2 separate regions of the Homo sapiens genome follow, and region 2 is linked to region 1. A link is a loop called in an ENCODE intact Hi-C map of the cell type or tissue named here. Cell type or tissue: Caco-2. All regions are shown on one strand.

Evidence for each region. Peaks named below come from ENCODE experiments on the same cell type or tissue, not always from the same donor. Only the 100,000 strongest peaks of a DNase experiment are listed, where the experiment ranks them.
Region 2: a loop joins it to region 1, with 13 times the contacts of the local background. A loop is called at or near these places in 1 of 110 quality-filtered maps.

What each region holds. Positions count from the first base shown.
Region 1 is chr4:54,143,489-54,145,988 of GRCh38, reverse strand. No RefSeq gene overlaps it. Among named protein-coding and RNA genes, the nearest start is that of GSX2, 45 kb to the right of the region's middle. In Caco-2, no CTCF peak of the experiment used is centred here; DNase peaks (open chromatin) are centred at 954 and 1,248.
Region 2 is chr4:54,214,321-54,216,820 of GRCh38, reverse strand. No RefSeq gene overlaps it. Among named protein-coding and RNA genes, the nearest start is that of PDGFRA, 14 kb to the left of the region's middle. In Caco-2, a CTCF peak has its summit at 1,273; a DNase peak (open chromatin) is centred at 1,290.

The DNA.
Region 1 (2,500 bases):
CTCTGTCTCAAAAGAAAAAAAAAAAAGGAAAGAAATAAAAGACAAATCAGCAAAAAGAGGAATTCATAAAAAGAGAATAAAGCTTTGCAAAAAAAGAACCTGTCTTTGGATCTTCAGAAGTGACTAAAATATTTTAATAGGTCCCTTTTAGTGCCTCTTTTTGCTTGCCTATGAAATATTGACAGATCTTCCCAACTGGGGGAAAAAAAACCCAAAATTCATTAAACTCACTGTGTCTTATTTGGTTAAATAAAAAGAGGTAGAAAGACTATTATGAGAAAAGAGAAGCAATAGAAACTGTGGAAATTGGAGTTCCAAACATCAATCTTAATTTGATTGAATAGTAGAAAGTATATAAACTATGGAAATTGATGTTCCAAACATCAATCCGCATTCCTGAGCAATTTTCAAATTGGTCACCAGCTCTCCACTCCTCCTGTCATGAGTCACTTATACCTTAAAAAGTATATCCTCTGAGAATTCTGAAAGGTATCCAGACCTTCCATTAGACAACTTCCAATCCATATGTGCCTCAAAGTTGTGTCTTCATTTTCCTCCTGTTCCATTTCCTTCAGATTTCCACCAAGATATGCATGTTGAGCTTTGTTTTGAGACTACATCCAGATGTCACCTACCTCTCCTGTGGCCTTAAAAAGATTCTATAAGCACAGAGAGATCAGCCTGAGACATCTGAAGACCTAAGCCTGCATCCTTCCTGGTTTTTGGATTAAGGGAATGTAAAGATGAGAGGAAAATGAGCAAGGCGAGGTGATAACTCATTTCTAAATAAAACAGGAATATTTTTAAAAATCTGACACTGCTAAAGGCCAAGTCATACAGTAGGATTCCCACCAGGCCAGGCTGTAAATATTGATTCTCCTCTCTGCAACCCCAGTGTTCAGGCTTCAGAGTAACAGTCTTAGTTCCTCCAACCACATTTCTAACCACAAGGTCACTGCACACTTCACCATCCTGGCCATCTTCCTTTAGCACATACAATTGTAAGTTTAAAAATTTTATCTTTTATTTTCAGTCCTCCCACAGCTGTTGGGACTTGGACAAACCTACCTTATAATCAAATATTTGCGGTGTTTTCTAGTTTGAAAAGCACTGTTCAAAAGTTATCTCATTTAATCTTTACAACTGTTGACTTTACAGATAAAGAAAACTGCAGATCAGAAAAGTTAAATAAATGCCCAAGGACACACAACTTGTAAGAAAAGAAGCCAGGGCTAGGCTAGGCCGGCTGCAGTGGCTCACGCCTGTAATCCCAGAACCTTGGGAGGCCAAGACAGGCGGATCATCTGATGTCAGGAGTTCGAGACCAGCCTGGCCAACATGGTGAAACCCCGTCTCTACCAAAAATACAAAAATTAGCTGGGTGTGGTGGTGGGAACCTGTAATCCCAGCTACTCAGGAGGCTGAGGCAGGAGAATCACTTGAACCCAGGAGGTGGAGGTTGCAGTGAGCCAAGATCGTGCACTCCAGCCTAGGCAACAAAAGTGAAACTCCGTCTCAAAAAAGAAAAAAAAAAAAAGAAGCCAGGGCTAAAACCCACCTGTGCCCTTCATCTTCTAGTTCTGGGTTCTTTTCATGCCACCAATTGCACTTCAAAGAAGTGGAAACATTTTGAAGTTTTTGATAAGACTAGTAGCAAGGCTTATTTTCAAATAGTCTATGAATTTTTATAGCTTGTAGAAGGTCTGAGGAAGATATAATTTCATTTGTATCACTTCAGAAGCAATACAAAAAAAAGTATTATCCTATTTCTTTATTTTATATTCTAGGCCTATTAGAGAACAATAAATTAGATAAACTCAAAATCCACTTAGGCCTTCATGTATCCTTTTTTTTTTTTTTTTTTTTGAGACCAAGTCTCACTCTGTCACCCAGGCTGGAGTGCAATGGCATGATCTAGGCTCACTGCAACCTCCTGGTTTCAAGCGATTCTCTCAACTCTGCCTCCGGAGTAGCTGGGACTGCAGGCACGTGCCACCATGCCCAGCTAATTTTTGTATTTTAGTAGAGATGGGGTTTCACAGTGTTGGCCAGGCTGGTCTTGAACTCCTGACCTCAAGTGATGAGCCTGCCTCAGCCTCCCAAAGTGCTGGGATTATAGACGTCAGCCACCACACCCCACCTGCTCTGATATTTATTATTTCTTTTCTTCTGCTAATTTTGAGTTTGGTTTGCTCTTGCTTTTGTAGTTCTTTAACACGTACCATTAGGTTATTTATGATTATTAGATTAGTTTTTCTTCTTTTTAAATGTAGATACCTATAATTATAAAATTCCCTCTTAGTACTGCTTTTGCTGTATTCCATAGGTTTTGGTATGTTCTGTTTCCATTATCATTTGTTTCAACAAATTTTTCAATTTCCCTCTTAATTTCTTCATTGACCCACTGGTCATTCAGAAGCATATTGTTTAATTGCTGTGTATTTTTATAGCTTCCAAATCTCTTGTTTTGTTACATTGTGGTCAGAGAAGATGCCTGATG
Region 2 (2,500 bases), 71 kb before region 1:
GAGCAGGGAGAGGGGTGGCCATGAACTCCATCAGTGGCTGCGACTGGTGAGTCTTGCTCCTATGGGCACTTTTGAGTAGATTTAAAATGCAACAGGGCCCCAGCAACTTCAAAGAGATAAGGGAGGAGCTGAACTTAAATTCCACTCAAATTAAAATGTCTAAAATTGGCTCCTGTAACATAGATCCGTGGCTCATAATGTCCACTTTGCATCAACTGCTGAAATTCTCAAACATTAAAAAAAAAAAAAAATCTTGGCTGCTGGTAAGAAATGGCATAGTAGGTTTTGCATTTATTATCACAAAAAACAGTATTTTGACAGACTAGCCTTCGTTGTGGAATTAAAAGATTTAACTTTCTGAAGCTCTTCCATAAAAATAACATTCTAAAACAAGCATGCATTATAGAAAATATTTATTATCAAATAATATCATATGGCAGCCCTGTGAAAAACCTGATATTATTGAGGGAAGCTGCATTTTGTTCACTTGAGAAAATAAAGGTTGGCTGAACAAAAATGATTTATCCAACTACAAGATTCATGTATTTGTGGTTGAGTTATGTTGCTACAGACACCAGTAGCACCACACACACACACACACACACGCACACACACACACAAATATTGATAATTCGGATTTAATGCCTGTCTCTATTCTGGTCAAATTCAGGCATGATCGTGATGATTTCCAAGCTTTGTGTTCATTCTCTAACACGTATTGTACTAAATAAGAGTGCAATGACATATTTTTATTTGTAAAGATACATGAAAGTAAACTTGATTTAAGATATACTTCAATACATTTTGAGATAATTAGAGACACACCAGACTATCACACACACAAAAAGTAAGGAATGACTAATATAAATTCTGTCAAAGATTCCTGTAGGTGATTCGCATTTGCCAGTGACAGAACCTGGATTAGATTAGGCAGTTCTGGCCTGTGTAACTGTTGCAGCCAAAAATCCCTTGAATGTCAGCGATTCATTTGGTTTAACCTAATACCCACCCATGAACCTAGTTTATTGCCATAGAAGTTCGCATCAAATCTTTATTCTGCACATTTAATAAACAAGTTGTCTAGGGCTGTGTGTGATAGATTTAAGTTTTTCCCTTAGCATCCAAATGAGATTGAAGGTATTTCCAAATAAAAGGCAATTTAAAACTGCAGGCTCACACTTCAGATAGTGGTTATCTTATCTGCCTGTCTGAGTCCTGTTTGCTTTCACTGAAGCCACCAATAGAACCTGAGAAAGTGGCATTGGAGATTCAAGAGTTCCCTCTTCACCCCACCTGGAGGACAAAGGAAGAGCTTTTCTGATAGGTGCTGCTTAGCACTCCATCTTGGAGCACAGCTTAAAATTCACAGCCCTCTCTGTGACCTTTTCAAGTTTCATTCTAAAGCTGTGTGACAAATAGCTCATCCTTGTGTCACACGTGCAATTACACACACCACTTAGAGGATAAACACCAGCTGGGTCTACATTTTACCTGAAGGTTGAATGAAAAATAAATATTTCAATTACCCTGATACTTCCAAAATCCAGATGGACCAATAGAAGTATACAGGTCATTTCCTTTCAGTTTAGTTTTGCTATTCCATTTTACATGGCCCGGTATTTCCAATGCCATTTTACTCCTTCCAAAGCATATCTGAATATATGAGCTTATTTGATGCTCTTCACAGCCACGGAAAGAAAGGGCAGCATTCTATCACCATTTGCACACAGAAACTGAGTAGAAGGTCGGGCATACTGGCTCATACCTGTGGTCCCAGCACTTTGGGAGGCTGAGGTGGGCAGATCACTTGAAGCCAGGAGTTCAAGATCAGCCTGGCCAACATGGTGAAACCCTGTCTCTACTAAAATTTAAAAAAAAAATTAGCCTGACATGGCGGTGTACACCTGTAATCCCAGCTACTCAAGAGGCTGAGGCATGAGAATCTCTTGAGCCTGGGAGGCAGAGGTTGCAGTGAGCCCAGATGGCACCACTGTACTCCAGCCTGGTGATGGAGCAAGACTCTGTCTCCAAAAAAAAAAAAAAAAAAAAAAGAAACTGAGTAGCAGAGGTCACTGATTTACTCAAGCTACTGTCATACTCAGATAAGGAAAGAACAGGGACCCTCCTGGCTCTCAGCAATGATATCTCAAACATCATTGTGCTCTTTGCCATTTGAAATAACTTATGTGCACATAATGGGGACAGAGTTGCTAACCAAAGAACTCAAAGGAAAACATTCTTTTTCTCCTCTCATCTAAATGGGGTGGGCTTTAGTGTTCCTTTGTCTTTTTTTTTTTTCTTTTTGAGACAAGGTATCGCTCTGTCACCCAGGCTGGAGTGCAGTGGCGCAGTCACAGTTTACTGCAGCCTCAACCCCCGGGCTCAAACAATCCTCTAACCTCAGCCTCTTGGGTAGTTGGGACCAAAGGCATGTGCCACTACACTTGGCTAATTTTTGTATTTTTTGTAGACATGGGGTCTGGCCATGTTGCCCAAGCTG